Regions from separate parts of the Homo sapiens genome. Here region 2 is linked to region 1. A link is a loop called in an ENCODE intact Hi-C map of the cell type or tissue named here. Cell type or tissue: CD4-positive, alpha-beta T cell. All regions are shown on one strand. Links, peaks and the distances in the headings refer to the core of each region. The heading gives the core; the rest is flanking DNA.

Region 1 (15,131 bases), core at 2,890-10,889:
AATACTAGTTAATATGCTATTTACTCTTTTCTGCATCTTGCTGTTACCTTGTATCCCTTCATTGGAATGTGAGCTCCATGAGGGGCAGGGATTTCAGTTCGTTTGGTTTACAACTACATCCCAGTATCTAGAACAGTCCCTGGCACATAATAGGCATTTGATACATATTTTACTGTAAAAGGGTATTTAACATTCTTTTTCATATATATATGCCATTGTATGAAAGTATTTTAATTGGTCACTAATCGATGGGCATTCTTATCTTTTGATATAATAAGTATCTGTTGGTACGCTTTTTCAGGAGAGGGTTTATGTAGAACTGCTGGATCAGAGGAGCTGGATATAGATAAATAGTTTTAAAATTTGGCAGATAATACTAAATTGCCTTCCAAAAGTTTTTACCAATTAACACTCAGCATCAACAAATAAGATGTCTGTTTCACTACCCCGCTGTGAAAAGTGATCTTTGCCAACCTGAGATGAAAATTTATCTTATTATTATTTCAACTTGAATTTAATTACAAATGATGTTAAGAATCTTTCACAATGTTTTTCAGCTTTTTTCTGTGAATTGCCTGTTCAGGTCCTACGCAGTTTTCTATTCTTTCGTTGATTTTCAACAGCACTTTACACGTTAAGGTTAGTCCTTTGCTGACATGCATTTAGAAATTATTTCCCTATCAATGTTTTAAGCTTTGCTCATGGTATTTTTCCATGCAGAAATATGTTGTTTATATATTCAGATTTATCCAATTTTTTTATGATTTTGGATTTGGTACTTTCCTTTAAACTGCACTTCTCACTCCAAAATTGTTTTTCAAAATGTTTTCTCTTATGTTTTGTAGTTTCATTTTTTTGCATTTGAATTTTCAACTCGTCTGGAATTTAAGTATAAATGACATAAGACTCCAGTGTCTTTCCCTCAGTGCTGTATGTTGATAAAGCATCCTTTCCCCCACTCACTCATAATGTCACATCTATGGCTCCATTTCTGGACTCAGTTCCATCGTTTTATTTGTTAATGTGCCACTGCCCAAATATTTAAATTATTGTCATTTTTTGAATAACTGGGTTTACCTCCTCTCCCTTTCTATTAGTTTTCATGCTGCTGATAAAGACATACCCTAGACTAGGCAATTTATACAGGAAAGAGGTTTAATGGACTCTTTATGGCTGGGGACACCTCACAATCACAGCAGAAGCCGAGGAGGAGCAAGTCAGGTCTTACATGGATGGCAGCAGGCAAAGAGAATGAAAACCAAATGAAAGGCGAAACCCCTTTAAAATAATCAGATCTCGTGAGACTTATGCACTATCATGAGAACAGTGTAGGGGAAACTGGCCCCATGATTCAATTATCTCCCACCAAGTCCCTCCCACAACACATAGGAATTATGGGAGCTATAATTCAAGATGAGATTTGGGTGGGGACACAGCCAAACCATATCACCCTTCCTTCCTTGTCCTTCTTATTCATTTTTTATCTGGCTATTCTTCAACATTTATCTTTTCATTTTAACTCTAGAATCAGTTTGTATAGTTATAATCTTCAAATACACACATTTTTCCTTTTATTGGATACTTTTTCTTGTCTAGTCATTCGACCAGTAATTCCAGAGTAATGTTAAATAACAAAGGCACATACCAGAAATTTTAGTAATAAACATCTGCCCAATACTTTATTGTCAACCAAGAGACTGAAAATTATTTTACTTTTCTTTACTCTTCCTCTCCTATCCTCCTCAACAATTATGGAAGAGCCTCACCAATCTTTGCAAACTTTACACAGTTCCTTCCCAACTCTGTTTGTTCCTACTACTTCACCAAGAAATTTTATACCCTTCCCATATACATGAACACCCAGGTTTACCCTCTTACCTTTGATGTCAGAGGCCACATCATTTATCTGTGTTCTTAATTTCATACCTTAAGGCTTCATCTGAGACTTTGTTCCCTTCAGTCCATGAACATATTCAGTGCTTCACTTTAGAATGAGTGTGTGTATAGCCAGCCTTAGAAATTGTTTTTTTCTTTCCATCTATTTTAATGGAATACAAGATTGAACTGAAATCTTGGAAATATGATTCCATTTATCCTTCTTAGGATTTATGATTCCTAAATCTAAGGGTATGTGTCTTTTATCATTACTGGAAAATTCTCAGCTATTATCTTTTCATATAGTGCCTCTTCCTTCAGTTTCTCTAATTTCTCCTCATAGAATTCCTACTAGATATAAGTTGGAGCTTTTTTTCTTCCCTCTGTGTCTTTTAACCCCTCCAGGACTTTCTCCTTATCTCTGTCTGCTGAATTATGGGTAATTTCCTCTGACCTGCCTTCTAGAATTTCCTCTTCAACTCTGTCAAACCTGTCATTTAACCTCTAACCATTAAGTTTTGAATATCAATGGCTGTATTTTTCACTGTTGGAAGTTTTTGTTTTTTTGTTTTTTTTTTAATTCAAACCAGTCTGTTATCTTTAATATTGTCTTCTTTTCTGGATTTTTTAGTTCCTTTCATGTTTGTGATTATCTTAAACACTTTGACTTTATGGTCTGCTTCTGATAAGTATATTATTTGAGGTTCTTAAATGCCAAATCCTGCTGGCTGTTTGGTCTGCTGGCCCTTGCTAATGACTGGAGGTAAGAATGAAGAAGAAATAGATTGTAATTTTTCATTGTAATCTCATCCATAGTAGGGTGTTTTTTGGCCTGTGCAGAAATTCCATCTGTAAACATTTTTGCTTTGCTTCCACCAAGTAATCCAGAACAAATCCCTTCTTTAAAATGTTAATTTTTGTTAATTTCTTGATTGAACATACCCAGAAAAATTAGGTATTATACACTTTAACCTTAAACCTGTGTTCAAGCCGACTTGTAGTTGTAAATTTTCACAAGAGATTAAAGGCATAGACTAGGTTGGCCAGGCACGGTGGCTCACGCCTGTAATCCCAGCACTTTGGGAGGCCAAGGTGGGTGGATCACAAGGTCAGGAGTTCAAGAGCAGCCTGGACAAGATGGTGAAACCCCATCTCTATTAGAAATACAAAAATTAGCCGAGTGTGGTGGTGGGTGCCTGTAATCCCATCTACTCGGGAGGCTGAGGCAGAGAATTGCTTGAACCCGGGAGGCAGAGGTTGCAGTGAGCCAAGATCGCACCACTGCACTCCAGCCTGGGCGACAGAGCAAGACTCCATCTCAAAAAGAAGAATAAGAAAAAAAAAAAAACCATAGAGCAGGTCCTGGATTTCTGTGTGTTTGGGGACAGAGGGCTGCAGTTTCATCACCCTATTCTCAACAGGCCCAAGGTTTTCTTTACTAATTCTTTGTAGCCATTATAACAAAGCATCCTGATTACCGATACTGGCAAAACCAAACCAAAAGCAAACCACAATCAGCATCAGGTTGTTTTAAGTTCCATCTGTTGTCTGTTTTTAAGGGGAAGGAGGTGGTCTTAGGGCATTGCCCATATTTTTTTGAGAAATCATCGGTACATTTTTAAAAAATATGTTCATACTTTATCCAGCATTATCTAAGTATCTTATAATGGAAGAGCTTATTAGTTTTATAAATACCTATATTACCAATAACAGAAGAGCTGGAAATACCACCATAGAGATTTCCAATTTATAAAAATACCAAGTGAAACATGTCTTAAATAGATTGTTAGCCATCTTGACATCAACTTCAAAAGATCAGAAATTATCTCTCAGATTTCTTAATTTTTTTTTTTTTTTGAGATGAAGTCTTGCTTCGTCACCCAGGCTGGAGTTCAGTGGCGTGATCTCGGCTCATTGCAACCTCTGCCTCCCGGGTTCAAGCGATTCTCCTGCCTCAGCCTCCCCAGTAGCTGGGATTACAGGAATGAACCACCACGCCCAGCTAATTTTGCATTTTTAGTAGAGACTGGGTTTTACCATGTTGGCCAGGCTGGTCTCCAACTCCTGATCTCAGGTGATCTACCCACTTCAGCTCCCAAAGTGCTGGGATTACAAGCATGAGCCACCACACCTGGCCTAGATTTCTTGATTTCTTGCAATGAATTAGTATGGACTTACTATATGTGAACCTTTTTAAACATTTTTAACGCTGTTTTTATTTTCAAATTGCGTTTTTCTGTCTTTTAACATTAACAGTGGCCTCTTTTGAAAACTCTCTTGACCCTGCTGCCTCTTTAAGTCCTTTACTCAGTCAATTAACAAAAATTTGAGTACCTATTGTGTACCAGGCCTTTTTCTGAGTGACGGTAACAGTTTTGAAGAAAACTACCTAAATCCCTGTCCTTGTTTGTGGAGCTTGTATCTTAGTGGATGTAGACAAATATATAAATATGTCAAGTGAATCACTTGTCAGCCTCTTGGCTAAGAATAATTGTAAATACATCAGGTGGTGAAATATTTACATTGAGTGATATGAAGAAACGCAAAGCAGAACAACAGGTCAAGGAGTGACAATCTGGTTGGGGCCATGAATGGGAGTGACTGCTCTTTTATATAAGGTGGTCAGTAAAGTTCTTTGGACAAAGTGGCATTTGAACAGTCTTAAAGGATAGGAGAGGTATACATGGAACACTAGCATTCCAGACAGAGGGAACTGCAAATGCAAGAGATCTGAGGCAGGAACATGCTTGACTGCTCCAAGGAGGCCAGTGTGCCTGAGAAGAGTGAGTTGGACAGTGGTAAGAAATAAGGTCAGAAGGTCAGAGAAGCCATCTCTCCACATATACCCTCCTCATCCAGTCCATGACTGTACCCTCCCCAGTGTCTCTTGCATCATCTCTCAGCCCTGCATGATCTTAGTTCAGGCCTCAATCATCCTTGTTTTGTTTATCTGAGATTGTCTACTACAACACTTCCCAAATATAGGTGCTCAATATATGTTTGATAACTTTTTTTTTTTTTTTGAGACAGAGTTTTGCTCTTGTTGCCCAGGCTGGAGTGCAACCTCCGCCTCCTGGGTTCAAGCGATTCTCCTGCCTCAGCCTCCCAAGTAGCTGGGGTTACAGTCATGCGCCACCACGCCCAGCTAATTTTGTATTTTTAGTAGAGATGGGGTTTCTCCATGTTTGTCAGGCTGGTCTCAAACTCTCAACCTCAGGTGATCTGCCTGCCTCGGCCTCCCAAAGTGCTGGGATTACAGGCGTGAGCCACTGCGCCCAACCTGATAACATTTTTAATTACTTTTCCAGAATATGTTGTCTTGGCTGGCCCCTCAGTGAGCACCTAATGGAACGTGTATCCCTGAATTTCATTTCCTTTGGCATTACAACCTCTGGTATGAAACTTTGTGATAATAAATACAGTTACGTTCACACACAAATTTGACAGACTAGACCACTTTTTTATTACAGCTTAATTGGCACATGGTTCACTGAAGATACACTTCACTTTTACATAGGCTTGTAAATAGAAAAATACATTGATGCACAAAAAATATAGTACTTCAATACCAAACTTAAATGATTTCCAAAAAGAATACAGGTTATTTCAATAATTAAAGGTGGCTTTTGTGTGTGCACTATATCATGTATACACTTAATTGTATGTTTAAGGCCAGTGGAATCTATAGCTAATTACTCATTTGGTTCTTGAAAACTGAAACATGCAAACATTCTTATTTTTATGTTTAAAGACATTTAATGTGTTATTCTAACACAAATACACCATATAGAATATGCCCTGATATGTAGCTGTAAAATTATGTTGTACTGCACTGAAGTCTTATGGCAACTATATAAGGCACTGCTGTGTGATTATGACCCTGCTCTTTTTTTTTTTTTTTTTTTTTGAGACAGAGTCTCCTCTGTCGCCCAGGCTGGAGTGCAGTGGCGCAATCTCGGCTCACTGCAAGCTCCGCCTCCCAGGTTCACGCCATTCTCCTGCCTCAGCCTCCTGAGTAGCTGGGACTACAGGTGCCCACCACCACGCCCAGCCCATTTTTTTTTTTTTTTTTTTTTTAGTAGAGATGGGGTTTCACTGTGTTAGCCAGGATGGTCTCGATCTCCTGACCTCGTGATCCGCCCTCCTCGGCCTCCCAAAGTGCTGGGATTACAGGTGTGAGCCACCGCGCCTGGCCAACCCTGCTCTTGAAATGTCTAAATCTTTTCCTCACTAGCATATACAATTCAAATGCACAGGCCTCCATGACTTCTTTGGAATTTAAAAGAAGCCTTCATTTCAAGGATAGAAATATGTAAAATTTTACCAACCATGGATAAGTTTGTTATGGGAGTAGTGGAAGGACAGTGGAAAAAAAAATAGGTTTTTTCATGATACTTTTATTTTTCCTTTTTTAAAAATAAATTTAGGGGGTACAAGTACAGTTTAGATACATGAATATATTGTGTAGTCGTAAAGTCTGGGCTTCTAGTGTAACCATCACGCAAATATACTTGTATTTTTCTAATTACAGTTCTACCAAACATTTGCCACCACAAAATACAAGTATTTTTATTCTTTATTTAAATTATGGTGAGTGATATTTCTTCCTATATAGCCATTAAGATCTCTGGAAGTTTTGATCTACTTTATTCAAACCACTTTAATAAATAAGACTTTTCACCTAAATGAAATACCTTTGAATTTTATAAACAACTTCCATGAAACATATATTAAAACCACCTTTAATTTGGTATGAAGACACTTTGGCAATGCAGCGGAATAAATGATCTTGGCAAGACCCAGCAAGTACAGTAAATGCTCATGAGCTCTATGAAAAATATAGGCTACAGAATACTTCATTTTTCTTTTATTGAACTACAGTACAAATGTGACTGCTTCAATATGAACATCTATCTTCCACCAAATAGCAAACAGGCATCTTATGTAATTAAAAACTAATTATTTCAATTCCACCAATGGAAAAGCAAAACAAGTTGCAAATATCAACAATACAGAGCCTGCTGGTAAAGATAGAGATGAGTAAGTTATAAGCTAATAAAGCTGCAGCCTGAGGATGCCAGATCAACATTATAAATATGAAGAAAAAGAAACTAAATATTTACTCATCGCAAATAACTCGGCATAAGCACCAGCTATGTTCAGGTGCGGCCAGCACATAGGCCAAGTATAAATGTACAATCACAGTGAACTAAAGCCATAAAATCTAGTTCCCTGACCCTTCAATCAACCATTCAGAGCAATGGGAATATAGCGGGGAGACAGAAGTCCCACTTTGGTTGCTCATATTACATTAAGCCAGCCTGCCCCACCCCAATCCCCTTCCCACCAATAAAAAAGTCACCGTGAGTGTATAATTGGTCAATCCAGTTTATCCAAGGTCTATAGATATAGCCATGATTTGTCCTATATTCATGTTAAATAGAATGCTTACATAAAATTAATACTCAAAGACATTGAGCTGATGTGCATGTATATTCTTATTTAACATTTAAGTGGCTTTAATGGTATTTTAGAATGTCACCTATGGCATGAGTCTTCAAATCTGGATTGAAGACTGTGGCGGTTTTATAACTGCATGTAAGATCTTAAATGTAAGACTCTGGGCCTACCTACATTAAGGCAGGTGACAGTACCCTCATTCATTCTACATAATAAATACACTCTTCTGTGACTGCAAAATTCTGAATCCTTGAATGATTTACTATAATAGGCTAAGGTTGTATAAGGCACTTTTGGCTCTGAAATATTTCTCCTAACTCTCAGGCTGAATCTTAAAGAAATATTTACAAAGCTGCAACAAATTAATTTTAGAACCGGATGCTTTATTCGTAGGTCTAATGGGGATGGTGAGAAGCAATTTGTACACAATGCCCATTAATCTCTCACTGTGCCATGTATCAATCATAGAGAAGATCCCAGGCATGGGCCACCTGAACTACTATGTCGCTTACTTGACTTCTCAACAGCCACATGCCCCTTTCTCCTTTTCTTCACTTAACTGATCCGTAGAGGCATGACCATTTGATCGCACCACTCCTTCAGGAATCCAGGACTTGTCCACACACCGTTCCATTCGCTTCATTATCAGGTCCAGAAGCATCTCAATTGCTTGGCTTATGTTTGTCCCATTGGCAGCACTAGTTTCAAAGTAGGGGATTCTGGAAGACAGAGACAACTGAGGTAACAACATGTGGAGGGAAAGGAGAGTGACCTTTGCTCTTGATAATTCAAATTAGAGAATCGATAGAATACAAATATACAAGATGACAAACATTTTACCACCCCAGAGTACATTAAAAAGTTAAAAAGACAATAAAATACTCACACTGCATTTCCAGTAGATATGCAAAACTGGAAATTTTAGACTCTTCAAAATATCAATTTTTGGCTGGGCGCAGTGGCTCACACCTCCCAGCACTCTGGGAGGCTCAGGTGGGCAGATCACCTGAGGTCAGGAGTTTAAGACCAGCCTGGCCAACATGCGGAAACCCCATCTCTACAAAAAATACAAAAATTAGCCAGGAATGGTGGCATACACCTGTAATCCCAGCTACTGGGGAGGCTGAGGCTCAAGAATCACTTGAACCTGGGAGGCAGAGGTTGCAGTGAGCCAATATTGTGCCACCGCACTCCAGCCTGGGCAATAGAGTTAGACTGTCTCAAAAAAAATCAATTTTCATTTTTTAAAGGACCATATATATATTTTGGCAATACATACTGATTTACTGTAAAAAATTTATAAAAAGATATAAGTAGGGGATTCTGGAAGACAGAGACAGAATTAAATCTTTTTTCGTTTAAGTTTTTGGAGGGTTTTTTGTTTTGAGACAGAGTCTCTATCACCCAGGCTGGAGTGCAGTGGCACGATCTCAGTTCCCAGGCGACTTCCCAGGCATCGATCCTCCTACCTCAGCTTTCCAAGTAGCTGGGACCACAGGCGCACACCACCACACCTGGCTAATTATTGTATTTTTTTGTAGAGACAGGGTTTTACCATGTTGCCCAGGCTGGTTTCGAACTCCTGAGCTCAAGCTACCCACCCGCCTTGGCCTCCAAAGTGCTGGGACTACAGGTGTGAGCTGCTGCACCCAGCCTAGTTTTAAGAATTTAAAACTTGATTATTGGTATGAAAGCCGTTTAAATTCCTCTAAGTGAAAAGTAAAACTTGAAAACTTTTAGAAGAACATACAACAGTCTTATCTTTTTGACATTGGAATAAGAAAGGATTTCTTAATATAGCTATAAAAGCTCAAACCACAGAGAATAAGTTTGATAATCTTGACAATGTTAAAGTTTAAAACTTTGGTGCCACAACATATATCATAAGCAAAGTTAAAAGATGAGCGACAGGCCGAAATACATGGCATTTCATATAACTTGCAAACGGGTTAGCATCCGAAAAAATAATTCCTCAAATGAATTAAAGTAATAAACAAGATAATACAAAACAGACTAAGGATATGCACGGGAAATTCTAAGAAATTACATTTGTGAAAAAATGTTCAACCTCACCCAAAATAAGGGAAATGCAAGTTAAAATAATGGTATATTAACTCACACCCATCAGATTGGCAAAAATATAGAAATCTCCCAATATTAAGTATTGCCAAGGAGAAGAAAAGAGGAACTTGCACTTACTGCTTATGTAAGTATAAACTGTTAATAACTACTTTGGAAAATAAGACGGTAATATCTGATAAAATTGAAACATGCATGCACTATGACCCAGCAACAGCACTCCTGGGTATACATCTAAAGCAGAGCCAAGGCATGTTGATGGGCAGGAAGTGAGTTACAGGGATACATGAGACATCAGCAATCCCTCAGTCCTTAGGGCAACTGAGAAGGTCTTAGGGCAGCCAGAGTCCCTGAACCAGTCTCCTCCAAACTTGAGCAGCCTTATCTATTTATCCCAGTGAGCTGTACAAATATTATCATTTTCTGCAGGTGCCATCCTATGAAAAATATTCAGAAACCCTGTGCTGGAGCAGCACTATCCAATAGAACTTCCCACAGTGACAGGAACTTTCCATATGTATATCATCCAGTACAATAACTACTAGCCACATGTAGCTATTGAGCACTTAAAATGTGGCTAATGCAACCAAAAATGCGACTTTTTTGTTTTTGTTTTTGTTTTGTTTTGTTTTTTAGAGATGGAGTCTCACTTTGTTGCCCAGGCTGGAGTGTAATGGTGTGATATTGGCTCATTGCAACCTCTGCCTCCCAAGTTCAAGCGATTCTCGTCCCTCAGCCTCCCAAGTAGCTGGGACTACAGGAACAGGCCACCACTCCCAGCTAATTTTATCATGTTGGCCAGGCTGGTCTCAAACTCCTGACCTCAAGTGATCTGTCTGCCTCCACTCCCAAAGTGCTGGGATAACAGGCATGAGCCACCACACCTGGCCAAAAAACCTGAACTTTTAATTTTAACTTAAATAGCTACATGTGACCAGTGGCTATCACACTGGATAGTGCAGCCCTAGAGAAGCTCTCACATATGTGCACGTGGCATCGTCTAATGGAATAGATATTGCAGAACTATTTGTAATAGGGAAAAAATTTACCTAAACGTCCATCAATAAGCGCATGAATAGTGATATTTTTATACAATGAATTATACAATGCTTAAACTGTATCAACATGGCAAAAATTAAACATTGAATTAAAAAACCAACTTGTATGATACAAGATCATTTGTGTGAAGACAACAATTACACATCATTATAAAAACATCTATGTAGTAAAAGTACAACTTCTTGGACTAGAAATATATAATTTTGACTGCTTTTAGCTAAAAGTAACCGAAAATTGTGGCTCAAATTGGCATGAATCACAAGTAGGAATTTATTGTAATGCATAATGAACACAGAACTAGAGAGTTTCCAGTGTTAATTCGGTTGCCAAACGGTAGAAACAAAGAGCCTAGATTCATATCATCCTTCTGTTCTGCCATCCTCCACATGTCAGCTTTCTCCACAATCTGACTCCCTTCATGACCCCAGAAGTTAAAACATTCCAGGCATCACATCTCAACACACCGAAGTTCCAAGGAAGAAAGGACTCTTCCTCTGTGTGCCTCCCTCAGGAGAGAGGAAATCTTTCCCACAAGTCCCTGGAAGACTTTCCCTCGTGTCTCATTGGTCAAAACTGTATCACATGCCAATGCCTAAACCAAACTCTGGCAAGAGGAATGGTACACCACCATCACTGGCTTAAACCAATCAGTCTTCCTGGGCTGGTGGCTGGCACCTGCCTCTCTTAAGTAGCATGTCCTCTAGAAGCAGAGTAGATAGCTAAAGAAAATTGAGATTCTATAAATAAAGGCATGAATATTGTCTAGGCAACCAACAACATCTGCTATAGGAAGTAGATATAGTGTGGTTCCCTCTGAGGAGGTAGGAAGGAGAATGGAATCAGCAAGGAATTTTAAAAGGGACTTCAATTGTATCTGTAAGAAAATTTTATTTTTTATTTATGCATAATATAGTTTCAGAGTAAATATGATCATTTAATACACTGATATAATGTGTAAAGATAAGTATACTTGGGATTGCCATAATCTTAAATATTTGTCTTTTCTTTATACTAGAACGATTGGAATTTTTCCCTCCTAGCTATTTCAAGATATACAATAGATTGTTGTAAACTATAGTCACCCTACTGATCCTTCTAACACTACATCTTATTTCTTCTATCAAACCATATGTTTGTACCTATTAATCAATCTCTCTTCATCCTCCACTCCCTCCTACCCTTCCTGGCCTCTGGTATTCTCCAATCTACTCTCTATCTTCATGAGATCCACCTTTGTAGCTCCCACATATGAGTAAGAACATGCAACATTTGTCTTTCTGTGTTTGGCTATTTCACATAACATAATGATCTCCAGTTCCATCCAAGCTGCTGCAAATGATGGGATTTCATTCTTTTTATGGTGGAATAACATTCCATTGTATATATAAACCATATTTTATTTATCCATTCATCCATTGATGGGTAGATTGATTGCATATCTTAGCTCTTGTGGATAGTGCTGCAATAAACATGGGAGTACAGAGAGCAAATACCCTTTTGATATATCTGATATACATCTCTATATATCTTTTGGGATATATATATATCTCTCTCCTAAGAAAACTTACATAAAACTTTTAAGAAAACTTCCACTAATATATATACACATATATATACACATATATATGTGTATGTGTGTACATATACATATATACACACATATGTGTGTATGTATACATATATACACACATGTGTGTATATATACATATATGTGTGTACACATATATGTGTGTATATACATATATACATATATGTGTGTGTATACATATATACACATATGTGTGTGTATGTATATACACACATATATGTATGTACATGTACACACATACGCATATATGTGCGTATGTGTGTACATGTACATATATACGCATATATGTGTGTACATGTACATATATACGCATATATATGTGTGTGTACATGTACATATATACACATATGTGTGTGTACATATACATATATACACATATATGTGTGTATATATACACACATACACATATGTATATATAGTGTATATATGTATGTGTATGTATACATACACATACATATATACGTACACACATATGTATGTGTGTATACATACACACATGTATGTGTATGTATATATACACACATATATATTAGTGGAGTTGCTGGATCATATGGTAGTTCTATTTTTAGTTTTTTTTTTTAAGAACATCCATACTTTTCTCCACAGTGCTTATGCTAATTTACTTTCCCACCAACAATGTACGGGTTCACCTTTCTCTGCATCCTCACCAGCATCCACTATTGCCTGTATTTAGGTGTGGTTTTTTTTTTTTTGAGGGGGGGGGAATTACTGCCTATATTTTGGATAAAAGTCATGTTAACTGGATGAGAAGTTATCTCATTGCAGTTTTGATTTGCCTTTCTCTGAGTAGTGATATTGAGCATTTTTTCATACACCTGTTTGCCATTTGCAGATCTTTTGAGAAATGTCTATTCAGATCTTTTGCCTATTTTTAAAACAGATTATTTGTTTTTGCTATTGAGTTATTTGAGCCCCTTATATATTCTCGTTATTAATCCCTGATCAGATGGGTAGTTTGCAAATATTTTATCCCATTCTATGGGTTATCTCTTCATTTTGTTGTTTCCTTTGCTGTGTAGAAGCTTTTTAGCTTGATATAAATCCCATATTTCTATTCTTGTGTTGGTTGCCTGTGTTTTGTGGTCTTACACAAAAAGTTTTTGTCCAGACGAATGACCTGGAGTGTTTCCCAAATGTTTTCTTCTAGTAGTTTCATAGTTTCAAGTCCGATATTTAAGTTTTAATTCATTTTGAGTTGATTTTTATATATGGTGAGAGATAGGGGTCTAGTTACATTGTTCTGCATGTGGCTATGTAGTTTTCCCAGCATCATTTATTGAAGAGAATGTCCTTTCCCCTCTGTTCTTGGTACTTTTGTCCAAGATGAGTTGTCTGTAAATGCATGGATTTATATCTGGGTTCTCTGTTCTGTTCCATTGGCCTATGTGTCTGTTTTATGCCAGTACCATGCTGATTTGGTTCCTATAGCTTTGTAGTAAACTTTGAAGTCAGTGTGAGGTCTCCAGCTTTGGGCTTTTTTCCTCAGGATTTTGTCAGTTATTGAGGGTCTTTTGTGGTTCCATATAAATTTTAGGATTTTTTTCGATATTTGTGAAGAATATTATTGGTATTTTGATAGGGATTGCATTGAGTCAGTAAATTGCTTTGGGAAGTGTTATCATTTTAACAATATTAATTATTCCAGTCCAAAAGTATGGAATATTTTTCCATTTTTGGTGTCCTCTTCAATTTCTCTCACCTGTGTTTTATAGTTTTCCTTGTATAGATGCTTCACTTCTTTGGTTAAATTGATTTCTAGGTATTTTATATTCTTTGCAGCTATTGTAAATGAGATTGCTTTCTTGATTTCTTTTTCAGATTGTTCCCTGTTGGTGTATATAAATGCTAATGATTTTTGTATGTTGATTTTGTATCCTAAAACTTTACTGAATTCGTTGATCAGTTCTAAATGTTTTTTGGTGTAATCTTTAGGTTAGAAAAAAACTCTTAAAGCAGGCCTGTGGCAAGAAGGCCCAGAAAAGTTAAGCGGTCTGATCAATGTTATTCAGCTAATAAATGACAGAGAAGCAAGTAGGCTCTTCCTGTTTTCTTATACAGGTCCTCATATACTATACTATGTCTTGTAAAACAAAATAGGAAATGTCTTCTCAGTGTTTAGTTCAAAGAATACTGATTTCCAAAACTACTAACTAGAAGAAAAAAACTGGGTAAATTCAAATTTTGCAACATGCTATTTTATTAAATGAGTTTCCTGGACTATAACCTTTTTTTTTTTTTTTTTTTTAGCTTTTCCCCCTTTTTTGCTTCAGGGATTTCTTGTATATGCTCTTCAGAGTGTTCTGGTTTGCCTGAATTGAAACTAGCTGATATATATGAGTCATTTAAGATTGAAGGAAAAAATAACTAAAATTATTTCTTGAGCTACCCAATACTATGTGTCTTACATACATGATTCACTAAATATAACCACTACTGTATTCAGGTACACAATATTCCCATTTCACAAATGATTAAACTAAGGCTGAGAAAGATGAAAGGAACTTGCCCAATTCACAATGCTAGAAAGTAGCAGAGTTAGGATTTGGGTCCACAGCTAATTCCAATGCAGCCAGTTTAACCATAGGTTCTACTGGTTCCAAACTAGTATGAGGATTTTCAAAATAAATAAATCTTATGCACTGTACAAGAAGAAAACGCTGGCTTTGGGGAGTATTCAGAGGTCACTGGCCATGTTTATCAAAGGCTTTGCCACTTACCAACTCCAGACTATATTTCTGGACCATACACTTGAAGACATTCTGAATTTTACAGCATCAAGTTGCTCAAGAGCAACAAATCTTTTTTTTTTTTTTTTTGAGACAGTCTCACTCTGTTGCCCAGCCTGGAGTGCAGTGGCGCCATCCTGGCTCACTGCAAGCTCCGCCTCCCGGGCTCACGCCATTCTCCTGCCTCAGCCTCCCAAGTAGCTGGGATTACAGGCGGCTGCCACCACGCCCGTTTAATTTTTTGTATTTTTAGTACAGACGGTGTTTCACCATGTTAGACAGGATGGTCTCGATCTCCTGACCTCGTGATCCACCCGCCTCGG
Region 2 (17,261 bases), core at 4,122-12,121, 290 kb after region 1:
CTCTAATCCCAGCACTTTGGGAGGCCGAGACGGGCAGATCACGAGGTCAGGAGATCGAGACCATCCCGGCTAACACGGTGAAACCCTGTCTCTACTAAAAACACAAAAAAATTAGCCTGGCATGGTGGCAGGTGCCTGTAGTCCCAGCTACTCAGGAGGCTGAGGCAGGAGAATGGCATGAACCCGGGAAGTGGAGCTTGCAGTGAGCCCAGATCACCGCACTGCACTCCAGCCTGGGCGACAGAGTGAGACTCGGTCTCAAGAAAAAAAAAAACACACATATAAATAGCAGACAGTCTATATAACATAGTAAGTCCTCTAAACAAAGTATGAAGAAAATGCTGAGGAAGTCCAGCAGCTGGAACTCACTATCCTCACATAGTCTACTATTATCTCTTTAGAGGACTTGCCTGTCATTCTGCAACTTACCTTCATCATGACACTTAGTGCGTATTTTTGATCTTCCCGCTTTGCTGCAGCTTTTGCTTCTGTAGCTTCTTTTGCTCTCTCTTGTGCTTGTAAAATAGATTTTTCTCTAATTCTTTGCATCATCTCTTTGTCAACTAAAATGTACAGAATATTGCTAAATTAGAATTATGACAAATTTGCTTTACTTATGAGAAAACTACTTAAATAAACTGACCCAGGATGAGATTTCTTTGTACCCAACTTCACAAGGAACATGGAAAATATTTTTCAATATTAAACTGGCCAAGAAGCTAATGTTAAAAGGTAAGCAACTAACTGTAATAATAATGAATGACTAGAGAATGAAGGGGGTGGAGAGGAAGAAGAAGGGATGGGGGAGGGACACAAGAGGCAGGTAATGAGAGGGAGAGGGTGAGGATGAAGGTGCAAGGACACATTTATCCTCTTCCTTCTCTGTTAAGAAACTAGGGCTATTTGCTTATAAACCTGATCACAATAAATCATCATTTATATAATATATAAAATATAAAATATATATTATATATTATAGATAATATTATATTATTATATAATAATATTATATACTATTATTATATAATAGTATATAATATAATATATAATATTATATTATAATAGTATATAATAATATAATAGGTAAGGTTTTATATATATTTATATATAATATTTTATATAATATATATAAATATATATAAAACCTTACCATCCACAGCTTGTTTGTTTGTTTTCCTGAGACTAGGTCTCTCTCTGTCACCCAGGCTGCTGGAGTGCAGTTAAGCAATCACAGCTTAATGTAACCTTAACCTCCTGGGCTCAAGCAATCCTCCTACCTCAGCTTCCTGAGTAGCTGGGACTACAGGTGTGTGCCAACACATCTGGCTAATTTTTAAATTTTATGTAGAGACGAGGTCTCACTATATTGCCCAGGCTGGTCTTGAACTCCTGGGCTCAAGCGATGCTCCTACCTTGGCCTCCCAAAGTGCTGGAATTACAGGCATGAGCCACCACGCAAGATCTCACAGTTATCTTTATATTTGATGTGGCCCAAAGTTTCACAAACTGAAGACTACGATCAATGGGTAAATTATCTTACAAAGGGAAGGATCAGAGCCTAAGGGAAAAGATCTAGCCTTTAAGCAGAAAAAAAAAAACAGAAGGGGAGAGGAGAAAACTTGAGGGGAAGACAAAGTAGGGGAGAGTAGATAAGGGGTGGGTAGAGGGATGAATCATACCCCAGGCATGGGTTCTTAACCTTTTTTGTGCAGCAGACACCTTGGCAGAGTAGTGAATCCTTATAAATCCTTTCACAATGTTTTAAAATGTATGAAATAAAATATACAGGTCTACAAAGAAACTCAGTTATATCAAAACACTTATAAAACATTAAGAAATAAAATTGTGATATACTTTTTTTTTTTGAGCCGGAGTCTTGCTCTGTTGCCAGGCTGGAGTGCTGTGGTCCGATCTCAGCTCACTGCAACCCCCGCCTCCTGGGTTCAAGCAATTCTCCTGCCTCAGCCTCCCAAGTAGCCGGGACTACGGGTGGGCATCACCACGCCCACCTAATTTTTATATTTTTAGTACAGACGGGGTTTCACCATGTTGGCCAGGATGGTCTTGATCTCCTGACCTTGTGATCCGCCTGCCTTGGCCTCCGAAAGTGCTGGGATTACAGGCGTGAGCCACTGCGGCCGGCCAAATTGTGATACACGATTATGTGCTTCTTTATTAATGCATTAATATATAGCAACAAGTCTAATATTGTAATTTCAAAGTAGAGTATAAAAGAGGTATCTCTGATATAAACATACTTTTGTTTTTGTTGATACTACTTGCTATGGTCTGAATGTTTATGTCTCCCTAAAACTCTTATGTTAAAATCCCAACCCTTAATGTGATATTATTTGTAGGTGAGGCCTTTTGGGAGGTAGTGTCCTTATACAGAAGGCCCCAGAAAGCAGACTTGCCCCTTCCACCATGTGAGGACACAGTACGGTGCCATCTACAGGAAAGTGAGCCCTCACCGCATACCAAACCTGCCAGGACCTTGATCTGGACTTCCCAGCCTACAGGAGTGTGAGAAATAAAGTTCTGTTGTTTATAAGCTTCTCAGTTGATGGTATTTTGTTATAGTACCCAAACAGACTAAGATACTACTATTATTTGTTGCCTATCTTCACAATTGAAGAGAATGTTAAATATCAGTTAGAGGTAAGTAAAAGTGTGTAATTTTATTCATCTAAGATCTTGGCTAAGAACTAGTACTGAAGTTAGGTCTGAAGCCTCTTCTCATCTCTCCTGCTGTTTAAAAACAGGAAGGTAGACAGCTAAGTCAGCTTCAGCGGCAGAAATAACTGGAAGAACATTAACTTCCCAAATGAAATACTCCATGTCTAATAGAAATAAAGAGTGTATCAAGAAGGAATTTCCAGAAAAAATGAGAAAAATTAGAGTCTGAATAATGAGGTAGACAGTCTACGTGTATAAACTGGAGTTCCACAATATTTTATGTGAAAAAAAAATGGTTAAATAAATAATCCCACTGAATTGCAAGTAAAATTGAGTTTGATTTCTTTTTTTTGAGAGAGGATCACATACTGTCACCCAGGTTGGAGTGCAGCATTATGAGCATGGCTTACTGCAGCCTCCACCTCTTGGGCTCAAGTGATCCTCCAACCTCAGCCTCCCAAGTAGCTGGGACTATAAGGCACATGCCACTATGCCCGGCTAATTTTTTTTTTTTAATAGAGGTGAAGTCTCCCTATGTTGCCCAGGCTGGTCTTGAATTCCTGGGCTCAAATGATCCTCCCACCTTGGCCTCCTAAAGTGCTGAGATTACTTTAGGCATGAGCCACTGTAACCTGGCAAAACTGAGTTTGATTTCTTTCTTGTTTTTTTTTTTTTTTGAGACTGAGTTTCGCTCTTGTTGCCCAGGCTGAAGTGCAATGGCACAATCTCGGCTCACCGCAACCTCCGCCTCCCGGGTTAAAGTGATTCTCCTGCCTCAGCCTCCTGAGTAGCTGGGATTGCAGGTATGCGCCACCATGCCCGGCTAATTTTGTATTTTTAGTAGAGACGGGGTTTCTCCATGTTGGTTAGGCTGGTCTCGGACTCCCAACCTCAGATGATCAGCCCGCCTCGGCCTACCAAAGTGCTGGGATTACAGGCGTGAGCCAGCGCGCCCGGCAAACTGAGTTTGATTTCTAAAGGAATCTCAAACCTGGTTTCTGAAGTAGAATCAATGTTCATTGTGATATAAATTAGTGGTTTTTTATTTTTTATTTTTTTTGAGATGGAGTCTCGCTCTGTTGCGCAGGCTGGAGTGCAGTGGTGAGATCTCAGCTCGCTGCAACCTCCACCACCCGGGTTCAAGCGATTCTCCTGCATCAGCCTCCCAAGTAGCTGGGACTACAGGCATCCACTACCACGCCTGACGAAGTTTTGTATTTTTAGTAGAGACAGGGTTTCACCATGTTGGCCAGGCTGGTCTCAAACTCCTGACCTCAGGTGATTCACCTGCCTCGGCCTCCCAAAGTGATGGGATTACAAGCATGAGCCACTGCGCTGAGCTTAAGTCAGTTTTAAGACTGTTTTGATTTGTCTAAATCAGAGGTTGGCAAACTATGACCCATGGGCCAAATCCGACCTGCCACCTGTTTCCCCTCAGCCCACAAGCCTTGAATAATTTTCACATTTTTAAATGGATGAAAAAAATCAAAATAACATTTTGTGGCATTTAAAAATTAGATGAAATTCAAATTTCATTGTCCATAAATATGAATCACCTGTGGCTACTTTTGTGCTACAATGGCAGAGCTGAATAGATATGACAGAGACCATATGGCCTGTGAAGTCTAAAATACTATCTGGTCCTTTACAGAAAAAGTTAATTTACAAGAGTCAAAATAAATGTATATTCAATTTTAGGTAAGAAGTCAAAACAGACTGGGTGTGTTATGACATCCTCAGGCCCCAACATAGACTTACTGAGTCACAGAGGAAGTAAGAGGTCAAAAAACAGGAACCTGATTCTTTAAAACTCTTTAGGTAGTCTGGGGCTCACTAAAAAAAAAAAAAAAAAAAAAAAAAAAATTAAGTAAACTGGCTATGTTAACCTACCTTAACCAGTATTCTCTGAGCTGAATACCCGATCTTAGAAAAATAAATTCTACCTTGGTCTTGGAAATTAAAAATTAAATTCCACTACAAGATACCAAGAAAGCCTTGATAGAAAGAATGGTTGCAACTCTTTCTACCCTCAAGAGTCCATATTCAAGGCTTAATGCCAAAGGCTTAAAAGAAATTCCAGGCAGTAGTCTGGGTGCAGTGGCTCACGCCTGAAATCCCAGCATTTGGGAGGCCAAAGTGGGAGGATCACTTGAGCCTAGGAGTTCAAGACCTATCGGCAACATAGTGAGACCCTGTCTCTACAAAAATAAAAACAATTACCTAGGTGTTTTGGTGCACACCTGTAGTCCCTGCTACTCAGGAGGTCGAGGCAGGAGAATTGCTGGAACCTAGGAGTTTGAGGTTACAATGAGCTATGGTAACACCAACCGCACTCCAGCGTTGGTGATAGGGTGAGATTCTATCTCTTAAAAAACTCAAAATTAAAAAAAATAAATTCCAGGCAGTAAACATAAAGTATTAGAAAACATGACAACTAAAGAAGGAAGGAGGAAAACAGGGCTAAAGCAGTAGAGGACAATTACTGACTATGGAAGCTGATCTTGGTATTAGTACAAAGCACTGACAACTAGCTTAATAAGACTACAGAGAACTAGCTTTAAAACTGGGGATGTCAGGCCGGTCGCGGTGGCTCATGGCTGTAATCCCGGCACTTCGGGAGGCCGAGGTGGGTGGATCACTTGAGGTCAGGAGTTTGAGACCAGCCTGGCCAACATATAGTGAAACCTTGTCTCTACTAAAAAATACAAAAATTAGCTGGACGTGGTGGCACGTGCCTGTAGTCCCAGCTACTTGGGAGGCTGAGGCTGAAGAATCACTTAAACCTAGGGAGGCGGAGGTTGCAGTGAGCCGAGATCGCATCACTGCACTCCAGCCTGGGTGACTGAGCGAGACTCTGTCTTTCCAAACAAACAAACAACAACTGGGGATTTCAACTTTGGCTGCACATTATAATTCCTGGAAAGCTTTTCAAAACTTCCAACACCTGAGTCCTATTCCCAGAAACTGATTTCACTGGATTAGAGTATTATTTTAAAATTCCATAGCTGATTCAAATATGTAGCCAGGGTTGGGAACATCTGCTCTAGAGTGAAACTGCTAAGGCTCCAGTTCCAGGCTGCCAGTCACTAGCTGTGTGATTTTGCCAATTACTCAAACTTTCCATATGTCAGTAGCCTCCCCTGTAAAAAAAGGGTAATAATACCTAAGTGACAGGTTGTTTCATGGAATTACAGGCATGTTAACACCTAACGCAAAGTTAAGTACTCAATAAAGGCTATATATCAGGAGGGCTTACCCTTAAGACATGAGCCCACATCTTCTGCTTAATGTGCTCTAACTTTGACTAATTCAGCCTTTAGGTTTATTTAAATGGCTGCTGAAGCACTGTATCACTTAAATTAGGCTCATAAGCCTTTTTTTTTTTCTAAAACAGCAATTGAATGAGTTCAGGATATGCCACCCCAAAATATGCTGCTTTCATATAGCGATCATTTTGAGTTAAAGGCACTTGAAAGCAGCAAATGCAGGGAGAGGTTTTGCCAGAACTCCTCTTATCTGCCTAAAAACAGATTTTCCAAAGGAACCCAAGTGTCATAAATCTCTTCCCCTGGAGTTTCATTAACCAGGGAATATTGACTATTCTCCCAGAAAAGGAAACTACAAGTCAACACCACACTCTGACAAATTTTGTTAAAAGCTATCACATTTCCTATCTATTCTTCTAAGGATCCATTCATCTTTCCTAAAAATCATTTCCTGTTCTAAGCGGCCTACATCCCCTCCCCCTTCCCCTATTAAGACAGTCCCTAAACTCTCAAATCTCACCGCTTGGGGGGTATTCACTTTTTTCCCTGTGATGCCCTCAAGCACTAATATTAAAAATTCATAAATTTCTATACATTTTCTTCTGTCAATCCTTCTGTTGTTAGTTTATTTTATAGACCCAGCTATTGAACCTTGGAGAGTAAAAGGAAAGTCTATCTGGCCGGGTGTGGTGGCTCGCACCCGTAATCCCAGCACTTTGGGAGGTCAAGGCGGGTGGATCACTTAATGACCGGTCAGGAGTGTGAGACCAGCCTGGCCAACATGGCAAAACGCTCTACCAAAAATACAAAAAAATTTAGCCGGGCGTGGTGGCGGACACCTATAATCCCAGCTACTTGAGAGGCTGAGGTAGGAGAATCCCTTGAACCCCGGGGGCAGAGGTTGCAGTAAGCCGAGATCATGTCACTGCACTCCAGCCTGGGCGACAGAGCAAGACTCTTAAAAAAAAAAAATCTATCTTCCCCTACACAATATAGGTGCTTCAAAATAAAATTTTTTAAAAGGTCTGAAACCGAAAAGGTACAACCAGATGAACATCTTTTAATAAAGAACTTACCACCCGTCACAGAAAGGGTCTCCCACATGGCCGCTTCTTTTTTATACAAGGTGAAGACAATGGTGTCATTCCCAATCTTTGCTTTGCTGCTCTCATCGTCTATGGGAGCATAAAGAAATGCCTCAAATAAAAATGGAGGAAAGTTGACCTATGCAGAAGGGTGAAAACAGAAACTAAGTTAGTTACACAAATTAAGCACGCGTATTAAGAAACACGTGAAAAAGGTAAAATAACTTTCTAAAAGGCCCACTAAATTTATGCCAGGTAGTGAAAGATTAGCAAGGCATATGAGGAAGCCCTGGATAAAAGTAGTCTCTGATCTGATTATCTGTCTACAGATGGTGTGTTACCTGTATGGGATTCATTTTTTTAATAGGATTAAAAATTTAGGACGTTTATCGGCAAAGATGAGCCTGTTGCTCGTGCCCAGCTGCGCTCTTGCAGAAGCTTCGGACCACACCCCCGGAGACCGGCAGGCAAGACTTGCATTCTTACCTTCAGATAGTTTTCCGTGCAGAACACGTCCGTGTCTCTGACGCACACGCCTTTGAGGGGCAGAGACAGAAAGACCGCAGTCTTCGTCTGCTGCCAGCTGTAATCGCTAACCTGAAGAGGCATTCCGGTAGCAACGGGAGCGGATAGCGCGGCTGGTTGCTTCTTGCGCCTGCTTGGTTGCTAGGGAAGCTGGGGTTACCATGCGCCAGCCCTTCCGGGTCAGGCCGGCCGGGAGCCCGGCGTTCCCAGCGTGCTCCGGCGCCAGCACCTCGCGGACTCCATGCGTGACTATCCAGGCGCCCAGACCAGAGAGTGATGCCGATTCTTGGGGTTACCTTACGATCTGAGCGAATGTTCAAAGAAGTAGACCCATACCCTCTGCTTGAGAAAAAAAAAAAAAAAAAAAAGCACTCTGTGGGTCGGGCGCGCTAGCTCACGCCTGTAATCCCAGAACTTTGGGAGGCCGAGGCGGGCGGATCACCTGAGGTTGGGAGTTCGAGACCAGCCTGACCAACATGGAGAAACCCCGCCTCTACTAAAAATACAAAATTAGCCGGGCGTGGTGGTGCATGCCTGTAATCTCAGCTACTCTGGAGGCTGAGGCTGAGGCAGCAGAATCGCTTGAACCCGGGAGGCAGGGGTCGCAGTGAGCCGAAATCGCGCCATTGCACTCCAGCCTGGGAAACAAGAGCGAAACTCCGTCTCAAAAAAAAAAAAAGAAAAGAAAAAGAAAGAAAGAAAAAAAAAAGCACTTCCAGCCTCATAATGCGATAATGCTAAGGAGGGCTGTGGGCATAAGGCTCGGGAAAGCAGCCCATGAGGAGCAGGTGCAATGCCCATACGCCCTTGGTGCAGTGTCTTGTCTGTTTATTCTGACTGAGGCTATTAAGAGTTAGCGCTAGTTGTTCTGTTTTGCAAATTTCTTGGTCATACAGACTGTGAACAAATGTGAACCTGAAAGAGCCAATCCGTCAACATCCAGAGCGGCTAACTGGGTCTAAATTTAAAATAGAGACACGTGGTCATTTACCTACTAGAGGTCACACATGGACTCTGCGTTCTCCCCAAACCCACACCTCTGTTGAGTGTTGGGTCTTATAGGGCTCACCTGCCTCAACCAATCAGGGCTCAGCTGTATCAACCAATCAGAACTAAGTGCGGTTCAATCGTTCATTTGTATAAACGAACCTGACTGGGAACCTGGGCAGAAACTTTTGCTGTAAAACCCAAACCCTCCCTTTGTTCTCTGGAATGCACCTTTGTTTTACACCTAAGGCTTCAACTCCCCAGTTTGCAAACTGTTCCCTGAAATAGTTGCTTTGCTCCAAATTCCTCTTCAGAAAACGTTTGTTCACAACACATACCAGGAGCTTGTCTAAAACTATTGTATCCTGCAAATCCTATTAACTGTAAGGCCGCCAAAAGCACCTATATAGGTTTTGCTCCAAAGTTTGAAAACTGAAGAGAAACCACCCTATGATTCATCTGACAAATGCTTTGCTACAAATCTGGAATAGGGTAAATTGGAATTACACTGACACATTCCGTAAGTGCTTAAGTAGAATCTGAACTTAAGTGCTGCAGAGAAGCTTGAAGATTATGTAGTCTTATTCTACATATTTAAGGAATCTGAAACCTATACACAAACCATTTTCGTATAGATTAGTAGCAGACCATCATTAAAATCCTGATCTCTTAACTCCCATTACAATGTTTTTGCTCCAGGCTGCTTTCTGCACACCCAGTTTATAAATTGCTGGGATAAAACAGTGAATGTATACAATATTTAGATACACACAAATTACTTCCCACTTGGGGCTTTTGATTTTCAACTTTTTTTTAACTTTAAAAAAAAAACAGAGAAACTGGGCCTTTGTGGAAATCTGAAAGTATAATACAAAACCCTGGATTTTAAACTTATTTACTTTTGGAAGCCTTTCTTTCACACAAATTTCAATGCTCCTTAGAAATTCATTGAGGAAAGATAAGGAGCAACAGACTTGAAGAGAAAACCATCTTTTCCCCAAAATAGGGCACACTCACTACCTTAGCAGTTCATCATCTCAAGCTTCTGGTAACTTTGAATACTGGGAGTCATCCTAGACTTGCTTTCCCTTGTCCCTTTAAGCTGAGAAACCCACGAATCCCATGGACTTTTTTAAAAAAATTTCTTTTGTCATTTTCCCCCTTTTGTTCTATTCCTACTTTTACCATATTGTTTCCAAATCTTACATTATCTTCTAAAGACAGGGTTTATGCATTTCTTTCATATAAAATGTTAAAGTCCAGGTTCTCCCACTATACAGAAATATGTGAGATTTTATATGCATGAAAGATAATAATGTAAAGGATACTTTGTGCTGTCGGGGATTTCAGGAAAATCTGTTAGCAATCACTTTGCTAAACACATACACACCTCTGCAGTGAAATTATTCTCCTGACTACCATGATCCTACTAAACTTTTAGACTCTGAATGAATTATACCTTAAAAACTTGTCAAGTTGGCCGGGCGTGGTGGCTCATGCCTGTAATCCCACCACTTTGGAAGGCCGAGGTGGGCGGATCACCTGAGGTTGGGAGTTCAAGACCAGCCTGACGAACATAGAGAAAGCTCGTTTCTACTAAAAATACAAAATTAGCCAGGCATGGTGGCACATGTCTGTAATCCCAGCTACTCGGGAGGCTGAGGCAGGAGAATTGCTTGAACCCAGGAGGCAGAGGTTGCCATGAGCTGAGAGCGTGCCATTGCACTCCAGCCTGAGCAACAAGAGTGAAACTGAGTCTCAAAAAAAAAAAAAAAAAAAAATGGAAACTTAAAAAAAAAAATACCTGTATGATATTGGAGTAAGAAAGGATTTTTTTGTTGTTGTTTTTTCAGACGGAGTCTCACTCTCTCACCAGGCTGGAGTGCAGTGGCGCGATCTCGGCTCACTGCAACCTCCACCTCCGGGGTTCAAGCGATTCTCCTGCCTCAGCCTCCTGAGTAGCTGGCACTATGGGCATGCACCACGAAGCCCAGCTAATTTTTGTATTTTTAGTAGGGACGGGGTTTCACCGTATTGGCCAAGATGGTCTCGATCTCCTGACCTCATGATCCGCCCACCTCGGCCTCCCAAAGTGCTGGGATTACAGGCGTGAGCCACTGTGCCTGGCAGGATTTCTTTCTTTCTTTTTTTTTTTTTTTTTGAGGCGGAGTCTCGCTCTTTCGCCCAGGCTGGAGTGCAGTGGCGCTATCTCGGCTCACTGCAAGCTCCGCCTCCTGGGTTCACGCCATTCTCCTGCCTCAGCCTCCCTAGTAGCTGGGACTACAGGTGCCCGCCACCGCATCCGGCTGATTTTTTGCATTTTTAGTAGAGACGGGGTTTCACCGTGTTAGCCAGGATGGTCTCGATCTCCTGACCTCGTGATCAACCCACCTCGGCCTCCCAAAGTGCCGGGATTACAGGTGTAAGCCACCACGCCGGGCCAGGATTTCTTAAATATAACATAAAAAGCACTCATTAGGGAGGCAAAAAATTAAAAACGAACTAAAATTAAGAAGTGTTGCTCACTGGGCTGGGCGGGGTGGCTCACGCCTGTAATCCCAGCACTTTGGGAGGCCGAGGCAGGTGGATCACTTGAGGTTAAGAGTTTGAGACCAGCCTGGCCAACATGGTGAAACCCCATCTCTATTAAAAATACAAAAATTAGCCAGAGGTGGTGGTGTGTGCCTGTAATCCCAGCTACTCAGGAGGCTGAGGCAGGAGAATCGCTTGAACCTGGGAGGCGGAAGTTGCATTGAGCCGAGATCATGCCACTGCACTCCAGCCTAGGCAACAAGAGCAAGACTCTGTCTCAAAAGAAAAAAAAAAAAGAAGTGGTGCTCACCAAAAGGCATAATAAAGACTATTAAGATCTCTGAAATATGCCCTTCAGCCAGAGACACAGGGACATTTGTGGTTGAACAAGATGAATTCATTGCTCACTGAGCAAGAGAGAACACACATCATGGGGTGTCTCAGTAAGACAGTTTTAGAATTTAGGAGAAGGAGGTTTGGTTCCCCCATAGTATGAGTGTTTTCAGAAAGCAAGGGTAATTCTATTGATGGAGTTCAGGACATGCTACCCCAAATTATGACACTTTAATTAAATTTTTAAAATTTAAATATTTAAAAATTAATTATTTTAAGCTGAAGGAATTGCAGCTCATATCCTTTGTGTTATTAGGTTTTCCTATGACTTTTCATTCTCTATCAAACCTAGCATAAAAATGCTCAGGTTTAATCATTTCTTCCATTCTTCATGTCCTTAAGAAGGTTCCCATGTTATGTAAACTTATATTGAATAAATTTGTATGTTTTTTGTATTGTTAATCTCTCTTTTCTTACAAAGGCCCCAGTCAAGAACTTAGAAGGGTAGAAGGAGAAGATATTTTTTCTTCCCTACGTGATGACTGGTAAAAAAAAGTAGCTGTTGCTCTTGAATTACTGGGTAAATATCGAAATGAAGGCAGAAATAAAGATGTTATTTGAAACCAGTAAGAACAAAGACACAACGTACCAGAATCTCTGGGGCACATTTAAAGCAGTGTGTAGAGGGAAATTTATAGCACTAAATGCCCACAAAAGAAAGCAGGAAAGATCTAAAATCGACACCCTAACATCACAATTAAAAGAACTAGAGAAGCAAGAGCAAACACATTCAAAAGCTAGCAGAAGGCAAGAAATAACTAAGATCAGAAAAGAACTGAAGGAGATAGAGACACAAAAAACCATTCAAAAAAATCAGTGAATCCAGCAGCTGGTTTTTTGAAAAGATCAACAAAATTGATAGACCTGTAGCAAGACTAATAAAGAAGAAAAGAGAAAAGAATCAAATAGACGCAATAAAAAATGATAAACGGGATATCACCACCGATACCACAGAAATACAAACTACCATCAGAGAATACTATAAACACCTCTACGCAAATAAACTAGAAAATCTAGAAGAAATGCATAAATTCCTCGACACATACACCCTCCCAAAACTAAACCAGGAAGAATTTGAATCTCTGAACAGACCAATAACAGGCTCTGCAATTGAAGCAATAATTAATAACCTACCAACCAAAAAAAGTCCAGGACCAGACGGATTCAGAGCCGAATTCTACTGGAGGTACAAGGAGGAGCTGGTACCATTCCTTCTGAAACTATTCCAATCAATCGGAAAAGAGGGAATCCTCCCCAACTCATTTTATGAGCCAGCATCATCCTGATACCAAAGCCTGGCAGAAACACAACAAAAAAAGATAATTTTAGGCCAATATCCCTAAGGAACATCGATGCAAAAATCCTCAATAAAATACTGGCAAACCGAATCCAGCAGCACCTCAGAAAGCTTATCCACCACGATCAAGTCGGCTCCATCCCTGGGATGTAAGGCTGGTTCAATATACGCAAATCAATAAACATAATCCATCACATAAACAGAACCAAAGACAAAAACCACATGATCATCTGAATAGATGCAGAAAAGGCTTTTGACAAAATTCGATAGCCTTTCATGCTAAAAACTCTCAATAAACTAGGTATTGTTGGAACGTATCTCAAAATAATAAGAGCTATTTATGAGGAACCCACAGCCAATATCAAACTGAATGGGCAAAAACTGGAAGCATTCCCTTTGAAAACCGGCACAAGACAAGGATGCCCTCTCTCACCACTCCAATTCAATATAGTAATGGAAGTTCTGGCCAGGGCAATCAGGCAAGAGAAAGCAATATAGGGTATTCAAGTAGGAAGAGAGGAAGTCAAATTGTCTCTGTTTGCAGACGACATGATTGTCTATTTAGAAAACCGCATAGCCTCAGCCCAAAATCTCCTTAAGCTGATAAGCAACTTCAGCAAAGTCTCAGGATACAAAATCAATGTGCAAAAATCACAAGCGTTCCTATACACCATTAACAGACAGAGAACCAAATCATGAGTGAACTCCCATTCACAATTGCTACAAAGAGAATAAAATACCTAGGAATCCAACTTACAAGGGATGTGAAGGACCTCTTCAAGGAGAACTACAAAACACTGCTCAGTGAAATAAAAGAGGACACAAACAAATGGAAGACCATTCCATGCTCATGGATAGGAAAAATCAATATTGCGAAAATGGTCCTACTGCCCAAGGTAATTTATAGATTCAATGCTATCCCCAACAAGCTACCAATGACTTTCTTCACAGAATTGGAAAAAACTACTTTAAGGTTCATATGGAACCAAAAAAGAACCCGCATAGCCAAGACAATCCTAAACAAAAAGATCAAAGCTGGAGGCATTACACTACCTGACTTCAAACTATACTACAAGGCTACAGTAACCAAAACAGCATGGCACTGGTACCAAAAGAGATATATAGACCAATGGAACAGAACAGAGGCCTCAGAAATAACACTATACATCTACAACCATCTGATCTTTCACAAACCTGATAAAAACAAGCAATGGGGAAATGATTCCCTATTTAATAAATGTGCTGGGAAAACTGTCTAGCCATATGTAGAAAGCTGAAACTGGATCCCTTCCTTACACCTTATACAAAAATTAACTCAAGATGGATTAAAGACTTAAATGTAAGACCTAAAACCATAAAAACCCTAGAAGAAAACTTAGGCAATACCATTTAGGACATAGGCATGGGCAAAAACTTCATGACTAAAGCACCAAAAGCAATGGCAACAAAAGCCAAAATTGACAAATGGGATCTAATTAAACTAAAGAGCTTCTGCACAGCAAAAGAAACTATCATCAGAGTGAACAGGCAACCTACAGAATGGGAGAAAATTTTTGCAATCTATCCATCTGACAAAGGGCTAATATCCAGAATCTACAAAGAACTTAAACAAATTTACAAGAAAAAAACAACCCCATCAAAAAGTGAGCAAAGGATATGAACAGACACTTCTCAAAAGAAGACATTTATGCATCCAACAGACATATGAAAAAATGCTTGTCATCACTGGTCATCAAAGAAATGCAAATCAAAACCACAGTGAGATACCATCTCACACCAGTCAGAATGGTGATCATTAAAACGTCAAGAAACAATAGATGCTGGAGAGGATGTGGAGAAATAGGAACACTTTTACACTTTTGGTGGGAGTGTAAATTAGTTCAACCATTATGGAAGACAGTGTGAAGATTCCTGAAGGATCTAGAACTAGAAATACCATTTGACCCAGCAATCCCATTACTGGGTATATATAAAAGATTATAAATCATGCTACTATAAAGACACATGCACACGTATGTTTACTGAGGCACTATTCACAATAGCAAAGACTTGGAACCAACCCAAATGTCCATCAATAATAGACTGGATAAAGAAAATGTGGCACATATACACCATGGAATACTATGCAGCCATAAAAAAGGAGGAGTTCACGTCCTTTGCAGGGACATGGATGAATCTGGAAACCATCACTCTCAGCAAAATAGCACAAGGGCAGAAAACCAAACACCACGTGTTCTCACTCGTAAGTGGGAGTTGAAAAATGAGAACACATGGACACAGGGAGGGGAACATTACACACTGGGGCCTGTTGAGAGGTGGGGGGGCTGGGGGAGGGATAGCGTTAGGAGAAATACCTAATGTAAGTGACAAGTTGATGGGTGCAGCAAACCAACATGGCACATGTATACCTATGTAACAAACCTGCACGTTGTGCACATGTACCTTAGAACTTAGAGTATAATAATAAAAAAAGTAGCTGTTGTACATTTTATCCAGAAAGGGGGTGTCTGTTATCTTATGGGTGACACAAAGACCTTGTTTTTGCCTATGCTTAGATAATGCTATGAAGTGGCCTTGTCTCATTTTATTGTGATCTCAGAGTACTTTTGTCTCAGCTTGGTATTCTATGAGATTTAAATTGTTAATGTTCAACAGAATAATATTATGGCCAAGCTGTGAGTGCCAGGTCAGCTTCTGAATATCAGGGGCTGCTTTTTGCCCTCTTTCTCAATAATAAACAAAGAGAACATATAAACAAAATATATAGAGAAAAAGAAACACAACCCCACAATAAAATGGGCAAATTGGCATAATCTTATTAATGTGAATACCTGCTTATTTTATAACCAGCAATTCCACTCCTATGTATCTATCTTAGAGATTTCTAGCAAGTTCCTAGGTGATGCTGATGCTTTGTGAACCACTGTCCTACAACAGGGTTTTTCAGCCTCCACACTATTAACATTATAGGCTGGATCATTTTGTATAATTTAGGCTGCTCTGTGCATTTTAAGATGTTTAGCAGCATCCACCCTCTTAATTCTAGTAACACTCCTGAGTTCTAATAATAAAAGTGTCTCCAGACATTGCCAAATGTCTTCTGGGTTTCAGGGGTGGGTGGGAATAGCAAAATTTCCCCCATCTGAGAATTACTGCCCTAGAAAAAGTCTTGGTCCTATACACTAGGAAACATTTATAGGTGTTCATAGCAACTTCATAGAAAAAAACCTGAAAATAAGCCAAATGTCTTTCAACAGGTATATACACAAAACAGAATATTATACAACAATAAAAATGAGTGAATGATAGCTATACATTGGATGGATGAGTGAAAAAAGCAAGTCAAATAATATCCTCAAGAAATAATGCTATTTTATACAACTTTTACTTTTTTATTTTTCTTTTTTCTTTTTTTGATGGAGTTTCACTCTTGTCACCCAGGCTGGAGTGCAATGGGGCATCTTGGCTCACTGCAATCTCTGCCTCCCAGGTTCAAGCGATTCTCCTGTCTCAGCCTCCTGAGTAGCTGGGATTACAGGCACCCACCACCAAGCCTGGCTAATTTTTTGTATTTTTATTAGAGGTGGGGTTTCACCATGTTGGCCAGGCTGGTCTCGAACTTCTGACCTCAGGTGATCCGTTCACTTCCATCTCCCAAAGTGCTGGGATTACAGGCATGAGCTACCATGCCTGGCCTTTATAAAACTTTTGAACAACGGAAACTGAATCCACTAGATAAGGATTCCTAGGTATGTGGTAAAACTATACAAACACTTCTCTACTTACAATGTGGTTACCTCCTGATAAACCCATCATAAGTTGAAAATATCCTATGTCAAAAATACATGTAAAACACCTAACCTACCAAACACCATAGCTTAGGCTACCCTACCTTAAACATGCTCAGAACACTTACATTAGCCTACAGTTGGGCAAAGTCATCTAACATAATAAGGTGTAATAAAGTGTCTAATATACCCTGTAATTTATTGAATACTGTATTAAAAATGAAAAACAGAATGGTTGTATGGGTACTCACAGCATGGTTTCTACTGAATGCATATAGCTTTTGCATCACTGTAAAGTTAGGAAATCAAAGAGAAACCATCATAAGTCAGGGGTCGTCTGTAAAGATAGGCACTAGAAAGGAGAGTGGTTAACTCTTATGTGAAGTTCATACAAGTGGGAGCCTTTTTGGTAACCAACAGAACTGATTACCACATAGTCACACTGTATGAATTAAAACGAAGGCCCGGGATGCACATTGTGTCTCACGCCTGTAATCTCAGCACTTTGGGAGTGTCACTTGAGGCCAGGAGTTCAGGTTACAGTGGACTATGATTATGCCACTGCACTCTAGCCTGAGTAACAGGGACTCAAAAATTAAATTAAAACAATAAATAAAATAAATAAATACAAATAAAATTAAATACAGAGGTTCTCAGAATGTGGTCCTCCCCACCACCACCAGCAATATTACCATCATCTGGGGACCTGTTA

The links. Peaks named below come from ENCODE experiments on the same cell type or tissue, not always from the same donor. Only the 100,000 strongest peaks of a DNase experiment are listed, where the experiment ranks them.
Region 2: a loop joins it to region 1, with 2.6 times the contacts of the local background. A loop is called at or near these places in 3 of 110 quality-filtered maps.

Annotation. Positions count from the first base shown.
Region 1 is chr15:55,197,652-55,212,782 of GRCh38, forward strand. RAB27A (RAB27A, member RAS oncogene family) reads right to left here. Exons shown (of 7, transcript NM_183235.3): 7 at 5,315-8,054. The coding sequence ends at 7,856. Among named protein-coding and RNA genes, the nearest start is that of RSL24D1, 8.3 kb to the left of the region's middle. In CD4-positive, alpha-beta T cell, for the core only: no CTCF peak of the experiment used is centred there; no DNase peak of the experiment used is centred there.
Region 2 is chr15:55,490,694-55,507,954 of GRCh38, forward strand. It overlaps DNAAF4 (dynein axonemal assembly factor 4), which reads right to left. Exons shown (of 10, transcript NM_130810.4): 2 at 7,514-7,891; 3 at 7,019-7,166; 4 at 430-563. The coding sequence starts at 7,636. It overlaps DNAAF4-CCPG1 (DNAAF4-CCPG1 readthrough (NMD candidate)), which reads right to left and starts at 7,891. Exons shown (of 16, transcript NR_037923.1): 1 at 7,514-7,891; 2 at 7,019-7,166; 3 at 430-563. In CD4-positive, alpha-beta T cell, for the core only: no CTCF peak of the experiment used is centred there; DNase peaks (open chromatin) are centred at 4,428 and 7,648; H3K4me3 peaks cover 1,193 bases.